Linked DNA regions of Homo sapiens: region 1 is linked to region 2. Evidence: chromatin loops called from intact Hi-C (ENCODE). Cell type or tissue: HepG2. All regions are shown on one strand. Links, peaks and the distances in the headings refer to the core of each region. The heading gives the core; the rest is flanking DNA. Region 1 has its middle 160 kb from the start of LINC01848. Region 2 has its middle 230 kb from the start of LINC01848.

The links. Hi-C counts contacts between places; a loop is a spot of excess contacts. Peaks named below come from ENCODE experiments on the same cell type or tissue, not always from the same donor. Only the 100,000 strongest peaks of a DNase experiment are listed, where the experiment ranks them.
Region 1: it touches region 2 in a loop (2.2-fold over the local background); 2 of 110 quality-filtered maps call a loop at or near these places.

What each region holds. Positions count from the first base shown.
Region 1 is chr5:110,036,118-110,052,559 of GRCh38, reverse strand. No RefSeq gene overlaps it. Among named protein-coding and RNA genes, the nearest start is that of LINC01848, 160 kb to the right of the region's middle. In HepG2, for the core only: a CTCF peak has its summit at 7,202; no DNase peak of the experiment used is centred there.
Region 2 is chr5:110,100,326-110,116,767 of GRCh38, reverse strand. No RefSeq gene overlaps it. Among named protein-coding and RNA genes, the nearest start is that of LINC01848, 230 kb to the right of the region's middle. In HepG2, for the core only: no CTCF peak of the experiment used is centred there; DNase peaks (open chromatin) are centred at 6,877, 9,887 and 10,837; H3K4me3 peaks cover 791 bases.

The sequences.
Region 1 (16,442 bases), core at 3,589-11,588, 62 kb after region 2:
GTCAAGTCCTCTTATTTTAGGACTAGGTGTTGTTTTTTGTTTTGTTTTGTTTTGTTTTGTTTGTTTTTGAGATGGAGTTTCACTCTTGTTGCCCAGGCTGGAGTGCAGTGGCGCAATCTCGGCTCACTGCAACATCCAACTCCCGGACTCAAGCAATTCTCCTGCCTCATCCTCCCTGAGTAGCTGGGATTACAGGTACCCATCACCATGCCCGGCTAATTTTTTTTTTTTTATTACAGACAGGGTTTCACCATGTTGGCTAGGCTGGTCTTGAACTCCTGACCTCAGGTGATCTGCCTGCCTTGGCCTCCCAAAGTGCTGGGATTACAGGCGTGAGCTACTGCGCCCAGAAAGGACTAGGTATTGTTTTTATTGAGAACATGTGCATAATGGGTTGTGTCAGCTTGGCTATATAAATGGGTGAAATTTCTTTCTGTCTTTGCAATCTCTTACTGAATTGTCTGTGATGCACATTGCATACTGGTTTAATGCTTGTTTAATAAAAACTGTTTTCTGTTTCTACTACCTTTGTGGAGAAATGTCCTGGGTTGAAGAAGATTTTGTTTTTAATTATATTTCCTCAACATCTGCAATTGTTTTTCTCCATTTTCTCCAGTAGAAGATGAACTCAGTAAACCCAAAGGCTGTGTCTGTTTTGTTCACCATTGCACTTCTGTGGTCTGGCTCATTCGCACACTGAAGGTATTCAGTAAATATCTGTTAATGGACAGACCATTAGGAATTCTGAGAGAAGAAGCTTCAGATGATGAAGAAAATTGAAGGTCACTGAAGAAAATTGTGACTTGCCAACAACGCAAGGCTTGTCCACAAAATAAAATCAAGTAAAGCCATGCTGTGAGAAGACCACTGGTTTCTACATTCCTCTCACATCCCTTCCCTTCTCCTTGCCTTCTCAACAAAAAGTAAAATCCCCACAACAGGAGTTACCACCACCTGCTGCGGTGCAAACGTGAACTATTCTCTGGAATTGTTAAGTTGGGTAAAATTCTACTTTTCAAAGAGAAAAGCTAGCTTGTAGTAACATTCTCTCTAAAAAGAATACAGCAAAGTGGGAAATCTGCATAATTACCTCCGTAAATCAGAGAACTAGGTAAAAATACCATAGCCTTTATAAAACAAGAGTAAGAATGGTAACCCCTCACACTGGTGAACAAATTAACAGTGTGCAGTAGATTGTGTAGCCCTCATTTGGTCCTTGGAACAATTCTATGAGGTAAAAAGGGTAAGTATAATTATTCCACAGCAGAGATACAGAAACCAAGGCTCATGGGACTCATGGCTTCCTCAAAGTCTGGCATGTAAGCAGAAAAAAGAAATTGACACTGGGACTCTGTCCTTTAGATTTCTATTCTCTTGCCCTTTCTATTTGCTCTCATTATTTCCTAACCCTTAACAGTAGATTAAGTGATAACCATAAAGTCTTTCCCCAAATAACCCTGCTACCCACAGTGTCAAGCTAGGGACTGACTCAAATCTATCCCGGCTTTCTGAGGCCCCTGTGCTGTGCCATGAGACCTGCTTAGTCTTCATGTGCATCTCATTGACATGAAGCGGCCATGCTTTTGCCACCTGGGATTTCTGCCACTTACCTTGCACTTGGCTGCCCCTGCCCTCCAATTAAGACCCACTGATAGTGGAGGCATCCCAAGCAGTAGCAAACCCTTCTCCTGGTGGCTACTTTTCCTAGTTGGAGGAAAGGTGGTAATTGCGAAATCAGGGACTCTTAAAAGGTACTGAAAGATGAAGCCCAAGAATATGAAGAAAAAAGGAGAGATCATTTTCAGAGGCATGAGGCCAGTCAGAACCAGAGGATATATATTTGTATTTATTCAATAAACATTCACTGAGTACTTTCCGTGTGCCAGGATTGGCTGCGCAATAATGAATAGAATGTGGACCCTGCCTCTGAGACTTCACAATAGAGTGAAAGAGATAGAGAAAAGCAAATGAATCATTAATATAATTCAATTTTATAAGTGTTTCAATAGTAGCATCAACCAACAAGAATAATCATCCAACTAGATACAGGATATTTATCTAAATAGAAATAAAGAGAAAGTTTCACAAAATTTTAGAATCGAATAATAAATTTGTCCAATATAAACACTTCTAAAAGTGAAGTAGGTAAATAAATAAAGTATTTACTTTGGATTTAATAGAGGAGCCTGAAAAGTGCTAGAAGTTAAATTCTTTAAAGCTACCAAGTTCCTACTGCATACCAGGCCCCAGCCTGTACAGTGGATGCAAAAACCGATTAAGACAGAAAAAGCACAAGCACACAGCAAAATGAAGGCAGACATGTAAACTCACCATTATGGAGGCTGTGACAAACTGAACCATATTATGCTACAAAAACAGAGAGGGGATTTTTAAATAAAACAGGGAAGTCAAGAGACCGTCTCAAGATATGTGATCTTTAAACTGAGGTAAAGAGTGGAAAGGCATTTACTAAGTTAAAATGAAGAAAAGAAACCATTTTAGAAAGAAAAAATAGAACGTGAAGAAACCACAGATGCTCAAAAAGCCTGCCAGGTTTGAAAACTAAAAGAAGACTTCATGATTAAAGGGTGGGCATGCATGTGGCTTAGTGCAAGATGCTTCAGAAACAGGCAGCTCAGGAAAGCCTTCTATGCTAAACTGGGCACTTGAACTTGATGCTGAAAGCTATTGAAGGATGTGAAACAAAATAGAACCTGTTTGGAATTGCAACTTAGTCTACTCTAAAGGAGGCTACAGGACTAGGGATAGGGAAGAGTTAAGTAGAGGATGCAGTGGACACTGTTCTTTGCTTTAGGGGCTACTTTTTACCTATTTCATAATGATAAGGCAGCATGGTTCCGGCTGGTAGGTCCTTCCCCAGCCCCAGGGATGGAGAAGTGGCTTCATTCCCAAGGGTCCAGTTAGAATGCTCCTTCCTCACAACCTATCCCTACTATTTAGGCAAGGGCTGGATATACAGGATATGCTTCAAAAATATTATTGAATATTATTAAAAATAGCTTTGTGGATGCTATTCCAGAGAGTCTCTAGAATTCCTGAAATTTAGGGGTTGTAGTTTATGGCATTATAATAAGCGTTACTAAAACAGGAAAGGATAAGAGGCAGGTGTTGTCATTGTGTTCAAATTAACATTTATTAAGCATACTCTGCATGCCAAGTGCAAAATGAGGAGCTGAAGTAGGGCTGGTAGAAATGCAAACATGAATAAAACACAGTTCTTCTAAATATTTCACAGTTCTTTTCCCTAAATATCTCACCTTTCATTATTATTCTATATAAAATTTTCAAAATGCATAAAATAAAATAAAGGAATATGGTTGTCCAGAAAAAAAGTAGGTAACTTGTAGTTGTTGCTCTAAGGAACAGGAAAGGCTCTGAAGAGGATAGTTTTGAGTTGGACCTCGGGTGAATGAGATTGGATGGATGAAGATGAGGACAAAATTGATATACACTCCAGTCCAAAAGGAGGAGATTAAAGCTCATTAACACTAATCTCAGGATGGCAGAAGAGAAGGAATTTTACAAGACATTAAAATTACTTAGGAAAGGAAAGCAAGCAGAGGCGTTGGAGACAATAGCTTAATCATTTGAAGTATTCAAACAATAAGAAACAGCCAATGGTTTAGAAGTGGCTCTGGAAAGCAAGGGGACACAAACATAGAGTAAGGGGCGCAGGGTTTCTCTAAAACTGGGAAAAGGGAATGGAGCTACTGAATGAAGGATGGCTTCTCCATATTGTGATGAATGTCCCTAGGGGCCATAGCAGAGAGAGATGCAGAAGAGATTAAGTGGAGCCTGAGAGCTGCTGGTATACAGGATCCACACTGGCCTCAGACTAGAGAAGGCAAGAGTGAGCAAACTGCCGCTGTAAAGAGAATGAGGTCAGCAGAGAGGTGGGGGATGGAGCAGAAACACCTCAGCCAATGGGGAGAGTTCAGCTTACAGAAATACAATCATCTGTCTTCTTGTTAATGCTCCCTCCATCACTCTGGTTTCTAAGTTCAGAATTCACACTGGAAAGCAATCATATACACAGTGGGGTAGGATTTAGGCTTTTTCTGCTGCTTTTCTTTTGCCCTTATTTTAGCTTTAATGTATTGGAATCAAACAGAAGTTAAGCTTACCATGAGATTCTAATACTTGATGGCACAAGGTCCTTGGCATAGTATCTGCAGGCAGCAATATCTTCTCCAGGCTTCCCTAGCTCCTAAGTCACCCTGTAACTGCATCCACCCTGACCAACCTTATTATTCCCAGATTGAACCATTCCCATCTCCCCTGAAGCTTGTCTCTTGGTATTCCATCCTAAAGCTCCCAGCTTATAGCCCTACCTGCTTGGTATTTTGCAACTCTGACAAGCACCTGCAGAATATAAGAAATGTGAAACCCAGGGAGGGAAACCAACATTATGGTGTCCCTGCTAAGCACACTGATACACATTCTTTTTCTCACAAAAACTCCTTAAGCTAAACATTGCTAGTTCTATTTTTTCTGAATACTGCTAAATGCTATAGCAGGAATTACAGAATAAAAGTAGTGTAGGGTCCTCGAACTGAAGAAGGAAATGGGGAACATAAGATCCAATCTGATCCTGTTTAGGAGAGCGAAATGAAAAAGATGTGAAGAGAGGGGTGAGTCTTGAAGCCTGCACAGTTTGCATCCCTCTTGGGAAGTGGTGTCCAAGGAATGATCTGAAGTTGAAACATTTCAAGTGAAAGTGTGTGAGGGAGAATGAACTGGTTAGTCCAAGCCATAGAGCTTCTAAGAGAGTCCTTCATGATGGTTTTTCTCAGAGGGCGTGAGGACAAGCAATTGCCTTGATAACCAAAGGAAAAGCCAAAGAAACACTGATTTCAGTGTGTAAATGTGTCCATGGCCCAGCCCAACAGAGTGGACCTAAAGGAAGCAATGTATAAAAAGCAGAGAGGCAGAGTAGGAGATAAGGCATCATGGTACTGTTGTTTTCTGGTCATTCATGGCTGAGCACTTTAGATATTCTTACTCTCTTAGAAGACACACCAGATTACTCACTGGATGCTAAAAGCAGTGCACGGAGTGGATGTGCTCCCATTATTGCCATGCTGTTATCATACTGAAGTCAATGTTAGAAGTTAGGTCGTCATAGCTTGATGAAAGGCAATGTCACACTATCACTTCTGTAATTATCAAAGGAGACACTTGAGTGAATTCAGTTTTCTTAAGACATATTTATGAATTCAGTAATACTACATCAACAACCCCACCAAAATATTTCTAAGTCCATATATATTTATTTTTGCTATCGTAATTGATTTGCAAGCATTTTTCTTCTCCAGTTACCTTAGAGGATTCTGTAACATTTTTTAAATCCCTGATAAATTTTCTCATATGAATTTATGCCAAAAACTAGAATTCAGGAATTATTCCCAATAATTGCTGCTGATGACAAGATATTGGTAAAGAGAGAAAGATGAAGTTTTTATCTATTTTCTTCATATAAATGAGCACAGAAACAAAAATGGATCAGTTCAAGCCAAGCAATTATCCAGAGAACCAATCTAATTTATTTTATAATTTTTAATTACACAAGTAATTCAAGCAATATTCTTCTCATAAAAAATTCCAATAATAAAAGCAAAAGTCCCCAGTTACCACAATACTCAATCCTACTTCCCTCTTTGGAGGTACTCACTATTAGTTTAATGGTTATCCTTCCAGAACTTTTTCTCTTTGTTTAACATATACAGGCATAGTCTGAGTGTTGTTTGATGTACATGACATCACACGCTTTCCTAACTTGACATACCCTCAAGATACAGGTAAGTTCAAGCATTCCAATTGACTTCCTCCTTCTTAACTTCTACATATCATTTGTATTAGGGTAACGTTAGCTACTTCAACAAGTAAATCTCAAAATATCAATGGATTAAAACAGGAGAAGCTTATGTCTTATTCACGTACCCGTCCAGTGAGGGTGATGCAGGTCCACAGGTAGTTTTCCTTCATTCAAGAACCCAACTCCTTCTGTATGGTTTTTGGCCACTTTCTAGGGTCTTCCGATTATCTGCATTCAGTCAGCAGAAGAGGATGGAGAAGGTACTTCTACTTTTTAAAAGCTATGGCCTAGAAGTGACACACATTACTTACACTAATCTTATACTAATAATTTCAAGGGAGATTTAGAGATTGCTCATTTAATTATTCTGCCACTGATGGGTTATCTTTAGTCTTTGTCCTTATGAGTAATGCTACAATGAATGTTTTTGTACCTGCCTTTGTAAGAACATGGACAAGTACTTCTCTGGGGTAGAAAATGAGATATATGAATGATGGCTTAAAGAATGTGCACATTTCTTATTTTAATGTGCACTGCCAGATTGTTCTCAAGACTATACCAATGTATACTCCATCAACAATATATCTCATTAATACTAGCTATCAATCATTTATATTTTCACTAATACAATAAAGATGATATTTAATTGCTCTAATTGCATTTCTAAGATTTCATAGTGATGTTGAGCATCTTCTAATATGTGTAATATCTATTTATATGAATGCATCTCACATTGATTAGTCATAACTTTTGCACATCTTCTGTTTGGTTGCAGGTATAACAAAATGTCCAAATAGAACTATGGCAGTACAGTTTTAACTGAGGCCATAGAACATGAGATAAACCTCATCAACATTACAAAATGAGCTATGAGAAGGCAAAACCAGGACTTTCAAAGCAGATGGCTAGGAACCAGTTTGGGGACACTTTGCTAAACACCTACCTCCAATCCATAAACTAATATTGAGGGGCTGAGAAAGACAACAGATACTGGAAAGGAATTCAGGAGAGAGGTAGAAGGAGTATAGAGATAGAAGGGGGTTAGAAGTTGGAGATACATTTCTCTTTATCAAAATCAGAGAAATGGACATTAAAGATGACCCCTCCCAACCTATAACTTGAACTATGTTGTATGGAGCTTGGGAAAAAAGGAGCCTGAAGTCTGAATCACTACTGAGAAATCTAAACAGTATTTACTATGGATAGCCAGCCACTCTTCAGGCAGAAGATAAGTTTAATGGTAAAAAGAATGCATGTGATTTCCCTTGACCAGAAGTTGTCCATGTAAAAGGAAGAGCTGGCTTAAGTTTATCCCAAATCGTATTCTAAAGGCCAGTTGGAGGGGTAAAGTGATCTTAGTAGTGAGAAGCTGGAAGTATATTACTGCTGCCTAGTGGCTAAAGAAAGAATAAGAAGTAATTTCTTCTGAAGAATCCATTTACCATTATCATGGTTGTATTAGTTTTCATGCTGCTGATGAAGACATACCCAAGACTGGGTAATTTAAAAATAAAAAGGGGTTTAATGGCCTCATAGTTCCACATGGCTAGGGAGGCCTCACAATTATGGCAGAAGACAGAAGGCACACCTTACATGGTGGCCGGCAAGAAAGAATGAGACCCAAGCGGAAGGGGAAACCCCTTATAAAACCACCAGATCACATGAGATTTATTCACTATCATGAGAACAGTATGGGGGAAATTGTCCCCAGCATTTAATTGTCTCCCACCAGGTCCCTTCCATAACACATGGGAATAATGGGAGCTACAATTCAAGATGAGATTTTGGAGACACAGCCAAACCATATCAATGGTGAACTGCAGGAGAGGAGACTCCAGTGATGGGGTGAAAGAAGTATCCAAAAACTCTACAAATGAAGAAGAACATAACTGACCTGATGGAGCTGAAAAATACAACATAAGAATTCCACAATGCAATCACAAGTATCAATAGCAGAATAGACCACACAGAGGAAAGAATCTCAGAGCTTGAACACTATCTTTCTGAAATAAGAGAGGCAGACAAGAATAGAGAAAAAAATGAAAATGAATGAATAAAATCTCCGAGTAATATAGAATTATGTAAAAAGACTGAACCTATGACTGATTAGGGTACCTAAAAGAGATGGGGAGAACAGAACTAAGTTGGAAAACATACTTTAGGATATCATTCAGGAGAACTTCCCCAATCTACAAAAACAGGTTAGCATTCAAATTCAGGAAATCCAGAGAACCCCCATAAGATACTCCATGAGAAGTTCAAGACATGAATCATCAGATTCTCCAAGGTCAAAATGAAAGAAAAAATGTTAATGGCAGCAAGAGAGAAAGGCCAAATCACCTACAAAGAAAAGCCTATCAGATTAACAGCAGACCTCTCAGTGGAAACCATACAAGCCAGAAGAGATTGAGGGCCAATATTCAACATTCTTAAAGAAAATAATTTCCAAACCATAATTTTATATCCAGCCAAAGTAAGTTTCATAAGTGAAGGAGAAATAAGATATCCTTTTCAGACAAGTAAATGCTGAGCAAATCCATCACTCTCAGGCAGGCCTTTCAAGAGCTCCTGAAAGAAGCTCTAAATATGGAAAGGAAAAACTGTGACAAAAAGCACACTGAAGTACACAGATCAGTGAAACTATGAAGCAACCACACAAACAAGTCTGCAAAATAACCAGTTAACATCATGATGACAGGATCAAATTCACACATAGCAGTATTAACCTTAAGTGTAAATAGGCTAAATGCAGAAGAATCGCTTGAACCCGGGTGGTGGTCATATGAGCCATGATCACACCACTGCACTCCAGCCTGGGCAACAGAGCGAGATTCCATCTCAAAAAAAAACTAATAAATAAATGTCTAATTAAAACACACAGAATGGCAAGTTGGATAGAGTGGAGACCCACTGGTATGCTGTCTTCAAGAGACCCATCTCAGGTGCAAAGACACATCTGACTCAAAATAAAGGGATGGAGGAAAATTTAACAAGAAGTGGAAAACAGAAAAACGCAGGGGTTGCAATCCTAGTTTATGACAAACAGACTTTAAACCAACAAAGACCAAAAAAAAGACAAAGAAGGGCATTACATAATGGTTAAGGGTTCAATTCAACAAGAACTAACTATCTTAAATATATATGCACGTAATACAGCAGGAGCACCTAGATTCATAAATCAAGTTCTTAGAGACCCACAAAGAGACTTAGTCTCCCACAGAATAATAGTGGGAGATTTTAACACCCTACTAACAATATTGGACAGATCATTGAGACAGAAAATTAATAAAGATATTCAGGACCCGAACTCAGCTCTGTATCAAGTGGACCTGATAAATATCTACAGAACTCTCCTCTCCAAAACAACAGAATATACATTCTTCTCATCATCACATGGCATTTACTGTAAAATTGATGACATAATTGGAAGTAAAACGCTCATCAGCAATTCTTTGAAGCTCATGACAACAAAGAAACAATGTACCAGAATCTCTGGGACACAGCCAAAGCAGTGTTAAGAAGGAAATTTATAGAACTAAATGCCCACATCAAAGAGCCAGAAAGATCTCAAATCAACAACCTAACATCACAACTAAAAGAACCAAAGAACCAAAAGCAAACAAGCCCCAGTGCTACAAAGACAAGAAATGACCAAGATTGGAGTAAAGCTGAAGGAGATTGAGACACAACAAACCCTTCAAAAAATGAACGAATCAAGGGGCTGTTTTTTTCAAGAAAATTAATAAAATAGACCACTAGCAAGACTAATAAAGAAGAAAAGCAAAAGCTGGAACCAAATAGATAAAAGGGGCGTATCACCACTGACCCCACACAAATACAAACAATCATCAGAGAATATTATAAACACCTCTATATACATGAACTACTAAATCTAGAAGAAATAGATAAATTTCTGGACACATACACCCTCCTGAGACTGAACCAGGAGGAAATTGAATCCCTGAATAAGCCAATAACAAGGACAGAAATTGAGGCAGTAATAAAAAGCCTACCAACCAAAAAATAAAATTAAAAAATTAAAAAATTAAAACAGCACGAGATGAATTTACAGCTGAATTCTACCAGAGGTACAAAGAAGAACTGGTACCACTTCTACTGAAACTACTCCCTAACTCCTCCCTAATTCATTTGATGAGGCCAGCATCATCCTAATACCAAAACCTGGCAGAGACACAATAAAAAAAGAAAACTTCAGGCCAATATCCCTGATGAATGGTAATGCAAAAATCCTCAATAAAATACTGGCAAACCGAATCCAGCAGCACATCAAAAAGTTTACCTGTCATGATAAACTTAGCTTCAGCCTGGTATGCAAGGTAGTTCAACATATGCAAATCAATAAACGTAATTCATCACATAAACAGAACTAAAGACAGAAACCATATGATTATCTCAATTGATGCAGAAAAAGGCCTTTGATGAAATTCAATATCCCTTTATGTTTTTATGTTAAAAACTCTCAATAAACTAGGTATTAATGAAACATACCTCAAAACAATAAGCCATATATGACAAACTCACAGCCAATATCATACTGAATTAGCAAAAGCTGGAAGCGTTACCCTTGAAAACCAGCACAAGACAAGGGTGCCCTCTCTCAGCACTCCTATTCAACATAGTATTGGAAGATCTGGCCAGGGCAATCAGGCAAGAGAAACAAAAATAAAGAATATTCAAATAAGAAGAGAGGAAGTCAAATTATCTGTGTTTGCAGATGACATGATCCTATATCTAGAAAACCCCATTGTCTCAGCCCAATAGCTTCTTAAGCTGATTAACAACTTCAGCAAAGTCTCAGGATACAAAATCAATGTGCAAAAACTGCTAGCATTCCTATGCACCAACAACAGGCAAGCAGAAAGCCAAATCATGAATGAACTCTCATTCAAAATTGCTACAAAGAGAATAAAATACCTAGGAATATAGCTAACAAAGGAAGTGAGGGACCTCTTCAAGAAGAACTACAAATCACTGCTCAAAGAAATAAGAGAGGACAGAAATAAATAGAAAAACATTCCATGCTCATGGATAAAAAGAATCAATATCATAAAAATGGCCATACTGACCAAAGTAGTTTATAAATTCCACGCTATTCCCATTAAACTACCTTTGACATTCTCCACAGAATTAGAAGAAAACTATTTTAAAATTCATATTATACCAAAAAAGAGCCCATATAGCCAAGACCATCCTAAGCAAAAAAAAAACAAAAACAAGAAAACAAAAAAAACCCAAATTTGGAAGCATCATGTGACCTGACTTCAAACTATACTACAAGGCTACAGTAACCAAAACAGCATGGCAAAAAAAAACAGACACATAGACCAATGGAACAGAATAGAGAACTCAAAAATAAGACTGCACACCTACAACCATCTGATCTTTAACAACCTTGACAAAAACAAGCAAGGGGGAAAGCATGCCTTATTGGCATGGGCAAAGATTTCATGACAAAATCTCCAAAAGCAATAGTAACAAAAGCAAAAATTGACAAGTGGGGTCTAATTAAACTAAAGAGCTCCTACACGGCAAAAGAAACTATCATCAACGTGAACAGACAACCTACTGAACGGAAGAAAATTCTTACAATCTAATCATCTGATGAAGGTATAATATCCAGTGTCTACAACGAACTTAAACAAATTTACAAGAAAAAACAAACAAACAAACAACCCCATTAAAAAGTGGGCAAAGGACATGAACAGACACTTCTCCAGAGAAAACATTTATGCGGCCAAGAAACATATGAAGAAAAAGCTCAACGTCGCTGATCACTAGAGAAATGGAAATCAAAACTACAATGAGATACCATCTCACACCAGTCAGAATGGAGATTATTAAAAAGTCAAGAAACAGGATGCTGGTGAGGTTTGGGGAAAAATGAACACTTTTACACTATTGGTGGGAGTTCAACCATTTGGAAGATAATGTAGCAATTTCTCAAAGACCTAGAGGCAGAAATACCATTTGAACCAGCAATCCCATTACTGGGTGTATACCCAAAGGAATATAAATTGTTCTATTATAAACATACATGCATGCATATGTTCATTACAGTACTATTCACAATAGCAAGGACATGGAATCAACCCAAATGCTCATCAATGATAGACTGGATAAAGAATATGTGGTATATATACACCATGGAATACTATGCAGCCATAAAAATGAAGGAGATCATGTCTTTTGCAGGGACATGGATGGAGCTGGAGGCCATTATCGTCAGCAAATTAACACATGAACAGAAAACCAAACATCACATGTTCTTTCTCACTTATAAGTGGGAGCTGAATGAGAACACATGGACACATGGTGGTAACAACACACACTATGGCCAGTAGGAGGAGCTGGGAGAGGGAGAGCACCAGGAAAAATAGTTAATGGATGCTGGGCCTAATTCCTGGCTGATGGGTTGATGTGTGCAGCAAACCACCATGGCACACGTTTACCTATGTAACAAACCTGCACATCCTGCAAATATACCCAGGAACTTAAAAGGTGAAAAAAAAAAAAAAAAAAAAAAAAACTCAACAAATGTGCCCCACACAGGGTGGATATCAACAACTGATACCACCAGTCAAATAACGTATCATATATGCCTCTCACTTCTCATCTCCCAACCTTTTCCTAACTTCAACCCTGGAAGAACCACATGCATCCTAGTAAGTAGAAGAAGAAGAGAAAAACACAGGTTGGGAATATTGGAGTTATGGGGAAGGATTGTCTACACATTAATTCCTACGTAGGCCAACTCAGAAGTTCACATCTTCCACGTGATCTGCCCAGGTTAAAAACTTCAAGGACAGCGGCCATGTCAGACCAGAAGAACAAAACAGGAGACTCTTCCAAACTTGAGAAATCAAATTGTATCACTCAATTTATACCAAGCTTTGAGTTTGCTGGGATTTTGGCAAGAGGAATGAGGGATGTGAAAAGAACCAAGATCAGCTGAACCCTCTCAGGAAAAGACAGGACCAGAATGCCGTATTTTCTTCTTAAGGAGGCTCTTTCTGCCTATCTATCTCTAGGTCCTATGAAACAAAGAAAACTAATTTACCCTAAACAACCTAACAGACATGAATTACCAAACAGGTACAGTATAGCTGATTATCTGAATTCGGTAGACACACAGTGTCTGACAATATTAAATATCCTTTCAGCCTGATTTAGTGTGTCTTTAGAGGAATTAATACATTTTAAATGCTTAGAAATGTGTCTGACAAAGGGTACATTCTCAATAAGTATTATGATTATTATGAAAAAATAATCAAGTTCTGTATAAAAATTTAAATTATCTGGTGGTTGATTTTGTTCACTGCTTATATTGACACTGAGGTGTGATGCAATTTCTATTTTGTTAAACAATAATTGCCTTTGTTTCAGTCTCCTAACAGTGTGTGTGAATGTGTATGTGTGTGATTGTGTGTGTGTGTGTGACTGTGTGTGTGTAGTGTAAAATTTCAAATAATTACTGAAATAAAAAAATTAAACCATATTATCACAACAGAACCTATAACTCTGCAAGGTAGGGGCTGTTGTATTACTGTGAAAGCCATGTGAGATGTGGACATTAACATCATAGCTCAAAGCCATCTATTTTTTCCCTAGTAATTGCACATTTAAAATAGCCGTGAAAGAGTGGATATAAACTAAGGCAAGCTGGAAAGAGCTTGACTATCTGCAATGGGAAGCCCGAGCATAATAACCTTAGGCAGTGAGAAGTGATCTGAAACAAGAAAACTACAGCATTGCCGAAATAGACTTGGCTGCAGGTGATTGACAGTCTACAGCTAATCACAAGTTTTCAGCAACTAAACCCAACTCTATTTAGAGTCTCCCTTCCCCAGGAAGGATCTAAACAGAGAAACTTCTAATGGCTGCCTGCTCTTGTAGGGGCAGCTTCCAGCAGATGGGCAGTGCCAGGACAAAAAGCCTAACAGAGATGCATTATGGACTCATTCATGTGGATTTGCTCTTCCACTTTGTTTGCCAGAACTGGTAAGAAAAAACCTCTTGGAAACCTCGTTTATCCTTGCAATTGAGATTAGTTTATCTAAATAAAGGAAAAAATGGCACTGATTTATTTAGTACTACTCATTTTTAGAAAAGTTACATAATAATCAGCATAGTCACCTCTTCTTGGCAGTTTGGAAAAATTTCTAAGATGCCAGAAACTCAAGTTCACAGAAACAGAACTTCCTAGAAACCTCACATTCAGGAAACTAAATATCTCCCACTGCGGTCTAGGAGGTGAGTAATGTGGGACTAGAGAAGGGTCTAAGGTGCCAGCCACTGCTAGACTTAACTCTGGCAGGCCTCACTGGGCCTCACCAGTAGCACATAGTAGATGTTTCCTCGATGTTTGTCCCATTCCTTAATAGTAAAATTTGTCCCATAAAGATTATAATTTCTTAATTTTAAAATAATTTCAACTTTTATTTTAGATATAGGGAGTACAAGTGCAGGTTTTTGTTACGTGGGTATATTGTGTGACACTGAGTTTTGGGTACGAGTGATCCCATCACCCAAGTAGTAAGCGTAGTACCCAATAGGCAATTTTTCAGTTTTGCCTCCCTCCCTCTCACCCCCGTATAGTAGTTCTCACTGTCTATTATTCTCATCTTTATGTCCATATGTACTCAGTGTTTATCTCCCACTTATAAGAACGAATATGCAGTATTTGGTTTTCTGTTTCTGTTAATTTTGTTAAGATGATGGCCTCCAGCTGAACCCACATTGCTGCAAAAGACATGATTTCCTCCTTTTTATGGCTGCATAGTATTCCTGGTATATATGTACCACATTTTCTTTAACCAGTCCTTTGTGGAGCAGCACTTAGGTTGATTCCATGTCTTTGTCCTTGTGAATAGTGCTACAATCAACAGACTTGTGTGTCATTTTTGTAGAATGATTTATTTTCCTTTGGGTTTATACCCTGTAATTGGATTGCTGCTGGGTTGAATGGCAGTTCTGTTTAATGCCTTCCACAGTGGCTGAACTAATTTACATTACCGCCAACAATGCGTAAGCATTCACTTTTCTCTGCAGCCTCATGAGCATCTGTTTTGGGGGGCTTTTGCTGTTGTTGTTGTTCTTTTTACTTTTTAATAATAGCCGTTCTGACTGATGTGAGATTGTATCTCACTGTGGTTTTGATTTGCCTTTCTCTGATAATTAGTGATATTGTGCATTTTTTTCATATGTTTGTCAGCTGCTTGTATGTCTTCTTTTGAGAAGTGTCTGTTCATGATGAAATATTTTATAGTCATTGGCATAAACTTGCCATCAGAGAATGAATAGGTAGGTGGTGGATAATTAATATGTAGGTGGAGAAACTGAATATTCCCTCTCAGTGAGAACACACAGACCATCAGAAGAGACGCTGTGTCTCCCAATCTACAAATGCAAAGTGTACAGAAAAGGTCTCTTCCACCATCTTCTTCATGGCCTAGACAAAAATTATGCCCTGTCAGAGACCCAGAAGGAGTAAGGTGGAGGGATAGAAGGTGAGGACAAAGAAGAAAATGGGCCTAGCAACCTTTGCATATGAACTGGAGGTGATCAGAAAGAGAAGCCAGATGAAAGTTTGTTGGTCAGTTCACGTACTGGGTTGGATAATATATTCCATAGGAATTAATATCCACTCAGAATCTATGAGAAACTATTCAGAAATATGGTCTTTGCAGATGTAAACACATTAAGATGAGGTCATACTGGATAAGGGGGTCCTGAAATCCAATTTGGCTGATATCCTTATAAGAAGAGGGAAATTTGGGCACAGAGACACAGAGAGGAGAATGCTGTGTGGAGACAGATGCAGAGATTGGAGTAATTGTCCTTTCCACAAGCTGTATTTTGTGTTATCAAGTACCAAGAAGTTAACATGGCAGTGTTATCACAACATGTATCACATAATATCAGTACATTTTTTGACTCTTCAGCAAACATTTCATTTTAATTTCCAACTTTCATTTTAAGTTCAGGGGTACATGTGCAGAATGTGCAGGTTTATTACATAGGTAAACGTGTGCCAGGGTAATTTGCTGCACAAATCATCCCATCACCTAGGTATTAAGCCCAACATCCATTAGCTATTCTTCCTGATACTTTCCTTCCTCCCATCCCCACCCTCTGACAGATCCCAGTGTGTGTTGTTCCCCCCGATGTGTCCATGTGTTCTTATCATTCAGCTCCCACTTATAAGTGAGAACACATGGTGTTTGGTTTTCTGCTCCTGCAAACATTTTTTGAAAGAAAGAAGGAGGAAGCAAGAGAGAGAGAGAGAAGGGAAGGGGGGAAAGAAGAAGAGGGGGAAGAGGAAGAAAGGGAACAGACTGCCTTTGAAATCATCTAGTGTTATGCTCCCATTTTGCAAATGAGGCAACTGAGGCTCAAAGAAGTAAATTGACCAGAGGGAGCAAAGAAGTCACTGTTACTCCAGGTTGCTGTTGTGCAACTCCAAAACATGTAGAATAGAGTGGCGGTTTCTTAAAAGGAAGCTAGAAACAGATGGAAGGACAAAAAGTATAGTAAATAATATATTTACTGTATGATATTCTACATTATTCTATGTAAGATATTAGAG
Region 2 (16,442 bases), core at 5,329-13,328:
GATATTTAGCAGCATTCCAGGTTTCTACCCACTAGATGCCAGTAGAATTCCTACAATAAACAGAATATTAGCTACCTAAATATATCCACATCCTAACTCACAGAATCTAGAAATATATTACCTTACATGGTAAAATGGGCTTTGAAGATGTTATTCTGCTAAGGATCTTGAGATGGAGAGGTTATTCTGAATCATCCAGGTAGACCAATGTAATCACAAAGGTCCTTACAAGAGGGAAGCAAAATGGCCAAAGTCAAAGAGAGGAGATGTGACAATGGAAAGAAAAATCAGAGTAATATACTTTGATGACAGAGGAAGGGGCTGCAAGCCAAGGAAATGTAGACTGCCTCTAGAAGCTGAAAAAGTCAAGGAAACTGATTCTCCCCTAGAGCCTCCAGAAGGAATGCAGCTCTACCAACACATTGATGTCCGCCTCTAAAATTCATTTCAGACATCTAACCTCTATAACTGTAAGAGAATAAGCCTGAGTTGCTTTAAGCCACTATGGTTGTGATAATTTGTTCACAGAAGCAATAAGAAACTAACACACCTCTGCCCAGCTGCAATAACCAAAAATATCTCCAGATGCTGCCAAATGTTCCCTGGGGGGACAAAACCTACCCCTCATCCTTTGTTAAAAACCATTACCCTAAAAGAAGAATTTTGTTTATTTTCATAGTCACGGGTCTGCAAAATGAATGTACTTCCACTGATACAGCTGGGCGTAGCTAACATGCTCTGTTTGAGGCTGATGGTTGGCTGAACTTTAGCTCCAGGTTGAGAATTCAGCTCATGTCTGCTCGACACATGTTTTGTTTTGGGGCCTGAGCTAAAGATACAGGAGCTAAAGATACAAGAGTACAAGAACATGTACTTCTCATGGAGGACCAGTGGGGTGCAAGGAGCAAGCCAAACTATACAAGCACACTTAAAACTTCTAGCATAATATCCACTCACATTCCAGAGACGAACACCAGTCATATGACTAAACCAATCCCAGGCAGAGAAGTATCCTCTGCTCAAGGAGCCAGGATTCAATTAAAGGAACAACCACTGGAAGATGTATATGATTAATGTATTACCATACAGTCATGCATCGCTTAGCCACAGGGATATGTTCTGAGATATGTGTCATTAGGTGATTTTATCGTTGTGCAAACATCAGAGTGAACTTACACAAACCTATATGGTATAGCCTACTACACATCTAGGCTATAGGGTATAGCCTATTGCTCCTAGGATACAAACATGTACAGCAGTTACTGGACTAAATACTGTAGGCAACTGTAACACAATGGTATTTGTCTATCTAAATATAGAGAAGGGACAGTAAAAATGTGAAATTACAATCTTACAGGACCACCATCATATGTGTGGTCATTTGTTGATTGAAATGTTATGCAGCATCTGAATGTATATATTAATATAGGTGTATCCTAACAAATAAATTAAAATGTGATATAGAGATATGACCTTATGTACTTGTGGCAGTCAGGAAAGGAAGACATATATCAAGAATGTGAAGCAAGAACAATCTGCAGCTTGTGAGACTGAGCTGGAACCTACAGTGATGGACTAGAAGCCACACTGGTCTTCACAGCTTCTAAGACGTTAACTTTTATAATGGAGGTGTCTTTTAGGAGAGTTTTGTGTCCTTTTTCATAGAGATGAACGTGTACCTAGCCAAGAGGTTGGAGAAGCAAACACAAAATGCCCAATAGGAGCTGTAAGGGCAGTGTGCTAGTCTTCTGCCCCACACCAACTGGGTGAGCTAGCAGATAAGCATGAATGCAGTGCCTCAAGCCCTAGACTCATGTCCTCATGCAATGGAATATGGCCTCTCCACTGCTGCCTGCCAAATCTCGCACAAAACATCTCTCGTGGTCCACACCATCTCTAAACTAAACACAAAGAGGATTCTGGGAAATGTAGTTCTATTTTAGCTAAACTGAGACAAAAATCTACTTTGACATCTATATACACTTACCATCCAAATACATCTTTTAACTTACTTTCTCTTCCAAACAAAAACAATTGCAAAATCATGTCTCCTTCTAACTAATGGAACCATATCTCATACAGCCAAAAGCAGACTTTTTCCCCATAAAAGAATATAAAATTCCTTTTTGTCATTAGGTAATATTTATTCCTCTTTTAGCTGAGTCACATATCTGCTTTGATACCCTGAAACTTAAATACTGAGAAATCCAGTTTAACAATTGTGGTAGGTAGACTAGTACCTGCCACACACACATCCTTAATGTGTTCACATCCTAATCCCTGGAACCTGTGAATGTTGTTTTATGACAAAAGAGACTTTGCAAATGTAATTAAATAGAAGATCTTGAAATGAGGAGGCTATTCAACGTTATCTGGATGTATTCAACGTAATCACAAGAGTCCTTATAAGAGGGACAGAGGAGGAGACAGAGGCAGAGAAGGAGGTGATGGGATACCAGAGCAGAGATTGGAGTGATGGGCTCTGAAGATGAAGGAAAGGGCCTCAGACATAGGAATACACGTGAACACTAAAAGCTGGAGAAAGCAAAGAAACAGATTCTCTCCTCAGAGCCTCCAGATGGAACCTGTCCTGTCAACACCTTGATTTTAGCCGACTGAGACTGATTGTGGACTTCTGATCTCCAAAACTACATGAGAATAAATTTGGGTTTAATCACTAAATTTGTGGTGATTCGTTACAGCAGCAATAGGGCACACACAACTAATATTAATATATCATATGTTGTATGGTAAGAAAATTGGAAAGGAGAGAAAAATTATGAGATATATATATATATAACAAATAATATTAAATAATTTTATAATAACAGCAACCCATTGTGTGGTCATACTACATATTTATAATTACCTTCCTCTACCTATTCTATATTTCTTGGCCTCAGCAAGCACCTTTGTCTGGTGAGGGGCCTGAATATTCATTTCTAAAAGGTCTAGGCCATTAGAAGTCCTCCCTATATCGGCCTATTTAGTTCTCTACTGACTTAAATCACAGGACATGGAAATGCTTAGAGGTGTCCCAGGTAAACCTGCTACGTCCCAGATATACTCCTCCTTACTCCATAGTGGAGTAGCAACAAAATTTCCTCTACCTGGTCGGGATCACATATCTGAACCAGTACCAGAACTTTATCTTTGATTGTAGATTTATTGACATAAAGAACTCAACGTTTCCAGGGAGATTTTCAACTTCCAGTTTGTGGAACCATTGCTGTATCTCCTGCCAGAAGCATTTCCTCATTGTTAACTAAAACTTCTAGACCAGCAAATCCTAGGGATGGAGAGATGGAAAATGAAAATTTCACTAGTGGAACGTTAGGGTTAATAGAGGAGCCACTCCCATTTCCAGCCCTTGATCCCCAGACCCATGAATATGGCTATTGAAGAAACAGCACAGAAGTTTAACTGATTTAGAGCATATACAGCACCCTGGAGGACATTTTCTCCAGACCCTCAAGGTACTGCCAACCAGTTTATGCTTAACTGAGTCTTCAAAAAATGGTTCCACAGTTCCATCAGGCCAGCTGCTTCAGGGTGATTAGGTACATGATCAGACTAGTGAGTTTCACTAACATGACCCCATTGGCACCCTTCATTTGCTGTAAAACGAGTTCCTTTGTCAGAAGCAAAATCTGGTAGAATACCATGTATGGGGAATACATCCTGAGATAACTCTCAATGAATGACACCCTTGTATAATCTCTCCATAAGTGTGTGTGACATGTGACTTGATTCTAACCAATAGAATACGGCAAGGGTAATGGGATGTCACTTTCATGATCATATTTTATTATAGAAGTGTCCATCTTAACAGGCTGGAGGGAGAGATTAGCCTGCTGGCCTTGCAAAAGTAAGCAGCCATATTTGGAACTGCCTATGGAGAGGACCACATGGCCAGGAACTGCAGGTGGCTTCTAGAATCTGAAGGTGGTCTCCAGATAACGGCCAATAAAAAGCTGTATGAGTTTGGAAGCCAATTCTTCCCTATCCAAGCCTCTAGAACACACAACACTGTGATTGCAACCTTTTTAAAATAGCATATAAATAATGCACACACTTTTGACTCACAGAAATTGTGAGATAATAACTGTGTGTTGTTTTAAGTTGATAACTAGGTGATCATTTGTTATGCATCATTGAAGATTTATACAGCATGACAGTGAATAGGACATGCCTTAAGGCTATGAATTGTGGTTTTGGTAGGGAAAGCAAATGCCTGCATCAGTCTAATCACATCTCCCATTAGCATAGAAGCCCCCTGAGGGTGATGACTATGTCTTTTACATTCTCCACAGTGCCTAGCACAACTTATTCCTCCTAATATGTGCTTAAAAATTATTTTTTGTTGTTAGACTACTTCAAGAATTAATTCACATCATTGCAGAAAACTGATGTTCATCTGCAGTGTGAAAATCACAATGCCAATCACAAATATTTGTATTCCTACTAAAAGTGAACATTAAATGGAAAGAGTCTTCCTCACTCCCACCCTCATCCCTTTTCTTCTTTTTGAAACATACCTTTCCTTTTTGCATTAGAACCAAGACTACATATTTAGTTTTCTGATACTATTAATGCCTAAGGCATTGTAATAGAAACTACACTAGTCCTGGAAGGAATTTAAAAGGATAAAGTAAACCAGTCTTATTTCTAAATAAGACTGTAATTAAGTCTGCCTAGAAAAGTGAGTACATATATTCTCTCGAGAAAGCACTTGAGGAAAAACTGGTAGGATGGAAAGGTAGAAAAGGAAAACTCAATCTTTGGTCCCTGGTTGACTGCCTCCCACTCCAACAGTTTCTGTCCTTGTAATGATCATTTCTATGGTGCCTTTTGGCATTCTGGAGGAGAATGTAAATGTTTTGTCCTGATATTTCTGGTTCTTTTCCTCCGAATTTAGAAAGAATGGAATTCCTTTGTATTATTTAAAATAGTTCCCTGGACCACCACATTTGCCTTCTAATTGGTATCAACTATTATGTAGCAGCAATTTTTCATTTGGGATAAAGTCACCTCATAGAACAGCCATTTAGGTAAAACAAAGATATTAGAGAATGTAAGGACTCTAGGGCTTTAGAAAGCCTTCTAATTCATTCCTCTGACCTCCAATATGAATACACAATCCATCACTGGAGAGACTTCCATGTTTCAAGATTTTAGAAAAAAAAAATCCTATCTCCCTAATTTCTCACTTCACTGGGCTATGTACTATAAATCACTATGAACTTTTTCTGGAGGGAGGTGATGGTGATGATGTGGTTTAGTTTGGTTCGGTTAATTCTTTTTTGTTCCTTTATAATCAAGCTGAAATTATTACCTAATTATCCTTCAGTATTTATTTTCTAACTTACTTCCGTGATACTTGCTCAGAAACTATACTTGTCTACTCTTTAATTATTTGGTTAGTGACTTTTGATTGGTCTCTGTACTGTCCTCAATCCTCTTGGGTACTACCAGAATAGTGTAGATGACTCTAGTAAATAAATATGTAAGTATGGGTGAATTTACCACTGCACTTTTCTCATTTTCAGTATTTTCAGCTTCACACTTCTATTCCTTGTATACAACCACAAACATGTATACACCACAAACTTGTGGAACTCTGGTCAAGTTTCAAACTGTATTCAAATGTTATTACCATAAATGATATAATTCTTCCCTCTTCCGTGTTCCTATTGCTCTTTATACTTATCTCTATTAGATTAGAAATGTTTTCTTCTTTAGACGCATATGTATTTCTTATACATATTAAAATATAAACAATCAAGAATAGGAAGTAGAATACCCGTCTAGAGTAAATTCTCAATAAATGTGGAAAAGCAAAGGAAAAGAGGAAGAAGGGAAATTAGTTCAGATTTGGAGGAGGACACAAAGATTATAAAATTCAACCATATTTTACAAATGAGGAAAGTAAAACAATAAGAAATTAAGTGAGCCAAAGCCTTATACCTATTGAGAGGCTGTTTTGGACATTCATGAATTTGGGGGAACCAAGCACCTTGTAACCTCATTAGTTTGCTAAGAGCTCTCTGACTTTTGACCCTTGACCATCCAGGACTTTTGTTTGAACTCTTAGAGGAAGAGAAGCTGTTCTACCAGCCAGCCTTGAGCCTGGAAGGACAGGAGCTTTTGGCAGCCATTATACCACCATGTGGAGCCTGAGAATAACAAAGCTGAGAGGTGAATCGCGGCTGAGTACATTACGGCTTCTTATATCCCCAGATCAAGACAATCTGTAGAACAAATATGTTTACTCTGTTTTTTTTTTTAAAGCTTGACTTCAGTTTTCTGACTTGGTCCTAACTAAAAATCATGCAGCATTTGAACTAAGTATAGGTCTTATAACTCTCAACCTGTATTCTTTTCATCTTGGTACTGCCTGTCTCCTCTTTGCTGATAGTGCTTTCCTTTTCCTTTATCAATGTAAAAACAAACCTCCTCTACTTATTTTACCAAGAAGTAGGAAGCTTCCACGTTTTAATGACAACCTTGGTATCTTTGCATGGCCCTGCGTCTGATGAATGGAAGGATTACCTCACTGTCTCTGCATGATTACATTCCGATTTATCTATCGGCCCAAACATACTTGCTACTTAAAAAATAAAAGTACAAAGATTCAATATTCCCAGAGACTTCAGTCTCACTCCAAATGTGTTCCAGTTTCTATTTATTCAGAGTTTTGAAAACCAGAACCCTAGGGAGTCCTGAGGTCTGGTACACACATATGTATGACCTTATCAATGCAGAGTCAGAAATTCTGTGCATTCAGAAAGCCCTAAGTCAGAGGTGGTTCCTCGATCACCGTAGGATTGATTTCTTCAGGCTGTTCAGGTGACTTTTGTGACCTTACCATTGCAGCAGAAAGGGTCATATTTGCTCAATAACTGATCGGGTGGCTGTGTGGAAACACAATTCAAACTTCTGTCCTCCCTGGCTAGGTTGGTAACAGCTAAATGAAACCCAAGGGAAATCTCACATCCAGAAAACAGCAATACACTCTGACCTGCAGTTGATATTTCAAACATAAAATACAATTAAATCTGCTAAAGATCTCTGCTTAGCCTGGGAGAAGCTTGCAACCATGGAAGAAGAGAGATGTGCAAATCAATTTACATTGTGGCAACTTAAGATTCAAAAATATTGTATACTTTAAGGTATATGTATAAGAATATTCATTCCAACATTGTAGTGGCAAATTAATCAAAACAGGCTAAATTGGTATTGGAGCAGCTGGTTAAAAAAATTACAATATCTGCCTCAGTGAACTTCTTACAACTATTAAAATGAAGAAGATTGGTCTCTATGTCCTAATATAAAATTACCTCTCAGACAACTTCTTCAGTGACTAGCACAAGGGGCAGGATAATGTGTGTAGAATGCAACTATTTATGTTAAATGAAGGAAGAAAGGGCCATGTGAATCTGTGCATACACACACACATATACACACACATACACACACACACACACGCACACTTTGCTATGCAAAGAATATCTCTGAAAAGATTCACAAGAACTAACATCAGAGGTTGCCTCAGCGAAGGGGAACTGGAGTACCTGGATAAAGCTAGGAGGGAGAATAACTTTCCAATGTATTTCCTTTTGCACCATTTGAATCTGTGTTGCATGCCTCCACATTGCCTAATAAAAATAAAACACAATATTCTAAAGCCACACTTTGATTTAGAGTTTAAAAATGAAAACACTAAGATTTCATATTTCTTTTTTCCTTTAAGGCAAAAGCAGGACCCTTCCACCTTTGTTACTTGCTTTTGAACAAATAGGAGGTAGTATTTTTAGACTTTCTCCCTGGAGCCGAAAGCTCACAGGATTAAAGCAACCAAGGAAATATAGAGAAGTAGGAGCCCAAGTTCTATGTTCTAAATATTTTTCAGTCATGAAGAAACTAGCTTTTTCCCTAATGCTTCTGTTTATACCGGTAGGAGCATGCACTAAGGTAATTTCTTCTTTTTTCTTGCTGGATTAAAGAATGTGCTTAATTCTCTCTCTCTCTCTCTCTCTCTCTCTCTCTCTCCCTCTCTCTCTCGCTCTCTCTCTCTCTCTCTCTCTCTCTCTCTCTCACTCTCCCCCTCTCCCAGAGAAGTTTCTGTTGTTCTTTCCCTCAAAGTGGACACACATCTGAACACAGCTCTAGTGCATTTCTGCTGGAAGAAGCAAGAAGCTATTAACGGTGGCACTTGAGGCCGCTGTGCAAGTCCATTACCCCAGAAATAGATTAAACCGAGTTTCCAGAAATGCCTTCCTCCAGCATTACATTCTTACCTAAAAGAACGTGGGCCCTATTTAGCAGGAGATAGATGTTCTTATCTCATTTCACTGACAAACTAAAGTGAAATAAATAAAGACAAATAAAAAGGCCACCTCCTGAGAATTTGCTTTGCGTCTTTTATTTCAAATCACATATTTGGGATGGGGTTATTTTCTTTCTCTTCCTCCCTCCAACTGCCACCTGCTCTGAGGTTCTTTTTTTTTTTTTTTTTTTTTTGAGACAGAGTGTTGCTGACTCTCAGGCTGGAGTGCAATGGCACAATCTCGGCTCACTGCAAGCTCTGCCTCCCAGGTTCAAGCCATTTTCCTGCCTCAGCCTCCCGAGTACCTGGGACTACAGGCACCCGCCACCACACCTGGCTAATGTATTTTTAGTAGAGACGGGGTTTCACCATATTCGCCAGGATCGTCTCGATCTCCTGACCTCGTGATCCGCCCTCCTCAGCCTCCCAAAGTGCTGGGATTACAGGCGTGAGCCACCGCTCCCAGCCTGCTCTGAGGTTCTTAATGGCACTGCTTAGTACTATGGCTCTGAAATATCTAGCATGAGTTTACTCTCTGACATGGTGGAACCAGAGCAGAACAGTAAAGAGAAAGATTTAGCCTAAGCCTTTGTTACCTGGAAGCAGTTTGCATAAACTCCAGATACTCATTCCCACAGCTGTTCCTTAGGCACAGAACTGAACCAGTGGCCAGTTCTAAACAGGCTCTAACTGGTAACAAAAGTATATAAGTAGAAACCCATTTGTTTTGCTTTCTCTTTCCCTATCGTCTTCTACTACTTTGGTTTTCCAAACGGCGAAAGATAAAGTTCAATTGTGCCCTAGTTACTACTTAAAAGAGGGGCTTAGACGGGGCTAAATATAGTTCAAGCTGAACCTCGCCTCATTCCCAAAAGACACACAGTGCTCAGAAAGTTCATTTCCAATAGTAGTGTGAGAGATTCCTTCCATTCAATATATGGGGAAGAAAACCATGAAATAAGACTAGAAGGTATATTTGTCAAGTTTAATAAGAAGGCTACAGCAGGGCAGTCCCCCGCAGACTCTGTTCTGTCTTACACAACACCTCAGGCATCAGATGTGATAAGGGACATCCTGTCACATACGATGAATATCAGGATTTGAGACTGAGGGGGTGGTAAGATTTCCTTGTCTTTAGATCACTTGTTCTCAAACCTGGCTGCACATGCATTTTTTTTTACACCTGAGACTTCCCCTAGAAATTCTGATTGGGTGGTGTTGAGGTGCAGTCCAGGCATCTTCATCTCTAAAGGATTCTCCTATGGAACTAGACTGAGCACTGCAGCTGCTGCTAGTGAGGATACTTGTGGGTTGGGACTAGCTTGATGCCATCTCCCTAGTTAAAAGGACTGGTCAGACAAACCTGGATAATTTATCATCCTCTGCACCATATAGCACTTTACTCACTGCAATACACTCTCTCATCACAGCCCTGCAGGACAGGCAAGAAACTCTATTTATCTCCATTTTACAGAGGAGAAAACTGAAGATCCAACAGACTTGCCAAAGGTCAGTTGCACATTAACTCAGAGGCAGCTCTGGAACTCCAAATAAAGCCTCTATTGTCACCATAGTTTTCGCTACAGCCCTACAGGTTCCTCCAAGCTTAAAGTCCAAGATGAGCAGTTTTGGTGCTAGCAACTATTTTGCTTCCTAGAACTAAAGGAAAAAGAAGCATGAAACCCAGGATACACCTAAGGAGTATAATCCCTTAATTTTAGAGATGAGGAGATTGAAGCACAGTGACTTGCCCAAGATCACATAGCTAGCTAGCGAGAAGAAAAGTAAACAACAGTGGGACCGTTATCGGAAAAGGGTCCCAATTCAGACCCCAGGAAAGGGTTCTTGGATCTCACATAAGAAAGAATTCAGGGCGAGTCTCTAGAGTAAAGTGAAAGCAAGTTTATTAAGAAAGCAGAGGAATAAAAGAATGGCTACTCCATGGTCAGAGCAGCCCCCCAAGAGCTGCTGGTTGCCTATTTTTATGGTTATTTATTGATGATAATGTTAAATAAGGGGTGGATAATTCATGCCTCCCTTTTTTGGACCATATAATATAACTTCCTCACATTGCCATGGCATCTGTAAATTCATGATGCTGGTGGGAGCGTAACAATGAGGATGACCAGAGTTCACTCTCGTGGCCATCTGGGTTTTGGTGGGTATTAGCCGACTTCTTTATTGCAACCTGTTTTATCAGCAAGGTCTTTATGACCTGTATCTTGTGCCAACCTCCTATCTCATCCTGTGACTTGGAATGCCTTAACCATCTTGGAATGCAGCCCAGTAGGTCTCAGCCTCATTTTACCCAGCTCCTATCCAAGTTGGAGTTGCTGTGGTTCCACACCTCTTATAGGATCATAGTTAATGTAGACCAAAAGCAGAGCAATATGTAGGGGAACTGTATACCTCTTTCTTGGGGTTTCAATAGAAGGCAAAGTGATTACTGCACAAAGAGCTGCTGTGTATTTGGAAGAATGCCCACTGCATTGAGAAATGGACCACGGGGAGGAGTAGCCATACAAATCACTGAGGTCACCTTGCATGGTCTCTATGAGTGTGCCAGCCAGTCTGTGCCTATTTTTATAAGAGAGAGAGAGAGTGTGTGTGTGTGTGTGTGTGTGTGTGTGTGTGTTGGTTGGTTGGTTGCTGAGAAAATGCTCAAGCAAGCAGGAGCCTGTGTACATTTGGCAAAGATAGAGAACAAAAAATAAATTCCCTGGAAAGCGTTAGCATAATTATATAGCCAGCCTGTTTCTTACCTGGAGGTAAATGCAGGCTGCACAATCACTGTCAATTTTGACAATCATTCATGATATAGAAATGTGCAGGGGAGAGGTCCCCCCTCTCTCATTCTGTCTAATTTCTCTAACCCTCTAGCATAGCTAGAGATTAACCCAACTCCTATAAAACAGAAACAAACTTCAAATCCATGTCAGAGCCTGCCGGAGAGAATGATTTACAAACTGCCAACAGAACACTGGTGTAAACAAGATAATGCACATTAATTCCCAGCAAGTCAATTAGCATTCAGTTATTCTGAACAGAGCCTGACCTTGATGCTTGAGGATCTGAACAGAATGCAACCTGTAGCTTAAAGGAAAATGTCACCTCTTCCACTCAAACTGGCAAGTCTATAGGGTTAAAAGGTTCAAGAAGCACTTCCTCATAAAGACACACAGAGACAAAAAACCGTCTCAACATAACTCTTGTATTTCAGAACTGGTATATTTTTTTACTTTGAACCTACAAACACTTTGATGATTCTCACCTTTGATCTAAATTTCTAAAGGATCTAAGTGTTATGCCACATTCCAGAGGCATTTTTACTTCAAGATGTCTGAGGATTTAAAAGATTTCAAAATGAAGAATTGCATACTTTTTTGCATATTTCTTCAATTACCAATTCAAAACAAAGGCTTTATTTGTAATTGCCATGCTCATTACCATTCTATCTACTTTCTGGAAATCCTTCTCCTTGTACATGGGGAAATGTTCAACCACAGCCTCTCATGATGTTTTACCACACCAGCGTGGTGAGTTAGGCACCCCAAGAAGTGTGAAACCCGTTAGAGTCCCCTGAAGCAAAGCTTTTCAAATTTGAATGTACACATGAAGCACATGTAAAGGAAGCCTCTGATAGAGGAGGTCTGGAGTGGAACCCAAGATCCTGTATTTCTTATGAACTCCCAGGTGATCCTGATCCTACAGTGTTTCAAGGACAGCACTGTGTAGTCCTGCACCAGACTGTTCATCTAAGAAGCTTCTTCTACGGAACAAGTAGTTTTTTCAAAAAAAGTTCTTCTACCATCTGAAGAGTGCTAATGTAACAGGAGTCTAAATTTTTCTGATTCAGGCACCCTTGACTTCCAGGTTTAGAAAAATTCCTCCAACACTAATCCTAATCGCAATGCCTAGGGGGCCTGTATTTCCAGACAGGTATTCTGGAATTTTTTGTTTCTTCATTGTTTGTTTTGCAGCGTTCATAGTTGTTCGCGCTAGGTTAATTTCATAGAGAAAAACAAAATTCCCATGACATTAACAAGTTTTGCTTTTGTTGTTTATCAACTGATTTTTAAAAAAAAACACTGAGGTAGAGATAATAATGAGACATCCAAGTGTAAGGGGGTCCCCGGGAAAACCCCAACTGGCCTGCACACCCGGGTGGAGCCACAGAAGTTAGCACCGTTTGCAGCAGGAAGGAACCTGGCCCCTCTTCTTCCTGCGTGGTACCTGGGATTCAATCTGCGAGGCAGGAAGCGCACTACCAGAACTCTAGCTTCGCAGAGGGTCCTTGTTTCTCTTTTTTTCCCTTTTCTCCAATAAAGTCCATTTATTCTCACCCTTCAAAGTGTCTGCGAGCCTAATCTCTCTCATGGCTGTGTAACAAGAAACCGGCTCTTAGCTGAACTAAGGAGAGAGTCCTACAACAATAATAAAATCCCCCTCAGAGGTTTCAGGAACAATTGGCTGGGCACCGGGCACAGGCAAATGCAGGTTCTTCATTATGTATACACAGTTAGATGCTGGAGATAAATCCGATTGTTTGGGTACAAAAAAACAAAAATCCTTCATGGGGTCCTTCTCTAGTGTACTCAGCAGACATTCTCCAAGGAACAGTTTACCTGATCCCAGTTTATTCTTCCCTAAAACACGCACACAGACACACACAAACACCCCACATTTCCTAAGCAATTTCCCTAGGATCATTTAGAAAGCCCTGGTATCCCATCTGTCCATACCATCTATTCTTCATCTCTTCCCAGTGTTCCAAGCCAATAATAATATAACAATAATAACAACAGTAACAATAACCACTGTTTCAATCTTTACTCTCATTACAATGTTTTAGATAGGTACCAGTTTTTTTTCTCATTTTAAGGATGAGGACTTAGGCATAGAGAGGATAAGCAATTGGCTGAAGGTCACACACCTAATAGGCAGGGGTACAAACACAGCCTGCACCGGAATCCATGATCTTAACTTCTACATGCTACTCTTCCATACCCTTTTAATTACTTTACCAAAAAAAGAGAGAAAAGCCTGTTTATCCTCTTTATCTTTTACAGCTGATGGCTCATTAAAACCAGAGCCAAAATAATTAGCAACCAAATAAATTAGTTTCCTTTCCAAGAGAGTGTTTTCAAACACTCCCCTGAGGTGAGGGAAAATATTTGCATCTGTCCCTGTTGGTGGGGTGTGTGCAGTGAAGTGCATTCCCCTAGAATGGGTTGGATGCTGGTAAGGAAGCAAATAAGAAGAAAAACAAAACTGTTTCCACAGTAAAATATGTTGGCTCTTCTTACCCCCTTACATTTGAATGAGTTCTGTTTTCTCTTTGGGAGTTCAGTTCTCACTGCCTCGGGAAACTTTCTTCATTACACCACCCCCAGTCAGTTCACATCTTCTGAATAACTGTGGCCAGTATTATTAGAATCTCTCTGCATGCCATTTTACTATATGTATGATGTTTCTCTTTGTTTCACATATGTTATGCTAGTCTCATTCACTTGATTCTAAGCATTTTGGTTTAAACGCTTATTTTTAGAATACTGTATAATAATTTTGACCCTTTACAGACACTTGAGTGACGGAGATGCACATGCTTTATTGGACAAACATTCCCACAGTCCTTTCCTAACTCAGCTTTGCATTGCTATTGTGATTACATTAGATGGTCAGTGCATCAATCTAGCTGTGAAAGCAAAGACTAGGTCTCAGGCTGTCTTCTATGCAGCCTGATACCTGTATCATGACAGTTACCCATGACACCTCAAAGACCAGCTAATCATCTCACACCAATGCGTGATAATCACAAGTGTACTGAGCAAAAAATGTAGTCTAGATGAGAGCAAATTTAGGAACCGCCTAAATTTGAGAATTTACTCCTGAGAAAACAAACTCAGAGTTCAGGCTCCACAGATAAAGGTTCAGCAGAGTCATTTTTGTAGATGAAGGGCAGTATTTATTTTTAAAGTTTTGATTTAGGAACTGAGGAAATTCCACCCATTTTCTTGTCTGAGAGCCAATAGAAGAAATTGCAAGAAAAGCTATGCTAAATCTCATCTTTTCTAGGTTAGCAATTCACTCCCAGGTCCCCTCAGTTGAATGAAGCCTCAGGTATTTAAAAGATAAAGTAAGTTGTATTTGCATGATGGTCTAGGCTGAAAAGATACTGACAAAGATCTTCATAGGACCCATTTTTGGACATCTTAAAGAAAAACAAGGTCTAGGATAATGTTTAGAATATGTTTGGTGAAGCTAACCTAATTTCTCAGACAGAAGGACACATCCTGAGATAATATATCTTGACTTTACTGAGACTTTGATGCCAGTATGGTATACTCATCAATAAACTGGTAAAATGGAGCCTGAATTATGCAACCATTGGTTGGACAAACAGAAACCTGAAAACAACTCCAAATTGTTATCAGTAGGTCAGTATCAACCTAGGAGAGCCACTAACTAATGAATTTATATTGATATTGGTAACATATTATTGGATATAGTGTTTTGTCATTTACTCAAGTGTTGACGTCAGAGTATTATTTGGCTTTCCCACACACAGAGTCATGGGAACAAATTGTTGTTCATTCCAAGCAAGTCACTTCTCTCCACCACTCATAAGAGCTTCCCTAGAGAGCTTCAAAATTGAATACCTTACTATCAGTTGAGAAAAGTAGGTTATATAAGATTTTAAAATGAAAGCAAGTTGATAGATTTGGCTGCTTTTTGCAATTTTTCCTCTTTGACTTCCAGTTTTTATGAAACACCAATAAAATCCATTACCATATTAATATTTACGTCTAATCTCTTAATGCTTATACAAAGACCAGGCTAAGAAATAAACTATGAAGCAGGCCATACATCACCCTGGGAAACAAGAATCCCCTGACACTTAACGCTTCCAGAAGTCTAGGTGTGAAGAGTACAAGTAATCGCAGCATCACTACAGAAATGCTATTTGGTTACAAGGGAGCCTGAGCCACGAAAGCCAAGAGCCTTTTGGAGTCTATGGTCTGTTGAGATACAGTTAGATTGATACATTCTCCTCTCTGACCACTGCTGTCACATCTCTCTCCCACAACTTTCTTCCCTGTCTTCACTATGACTTTTAGTCTAAGTTGCTCTCAATGATCCCAGGTCATCCCTCTGGTTCTGGTTTTAACTTGCATCCCTCTCCAGATTGATCCCTCAAGATAATATTTTTAATACTGACCTCACTATAATCTCAGAAGTCCCTGCTTCCCCTTCGCTAGTTGTAGTGAGGATCAAACAAGTTCATTTATGTAGAAAAAATTCTAAAATGTTAAAGTGCTGTATTGACATTGTTTTTATTTTTACTATTTTTTCTGGCACTCATGATAGTATCTCTCATATGGTAGGTACTCATTAAACATGTGTCAAATAAACAAGTAATTAAAGGAAATACATCCCATTTTACACATCAAAGTCAGACCAATCTTCCTGAAGTTCAGTAACTGGAGGGAAAAGAAAAAGTGACTTCAATTAAGTGACTTGTATACAACAAGTATTATATTAAGAATGTTCAAATAGATTATTTGATGTAATAATCAAAACAACCCTCCAAGACAGCTAATATTAGCATCACTACTTTACATATAAAGAGACTGAGGCAGAGTCAAAAGCCCAAGGGCAATCAGAGAGCAAGTGGCAGAGCCAGGATTGAAACCCAGGGAGTCTGACTCCATAGTTAGCACTTCCAGCCACTAGGTCACTATGTTATCCTTCACTTGGTTAAAAATAATAATAATAATAAATGTTAAAAAAATTGAAGGATTCCTTCTGTTTATAAAACAAAGCCCAATCTTAAGAGTCTTCTATGTAATTCCTTCTAGCATATGATCCTAATTCATAATTTCAAAAATTTTTCTCTTTCCCATATTCTAAAATGGTTAGTTTTCCCCTTTGTTGCACATTAGACTTATCTGAAGATGTTTTAAAAATCCTGATGTCCTGGTTGTCCCTCAGAAGAATTTCACTCTAATCTCTCACAGGTGGGGGCCTGGAAGTAATATTTAAAAAATAATAAACACTTCATGTAACTTCAGTCCAGCTGAGTTTGAGAATATCTGCTCTAACCTCTTATAGC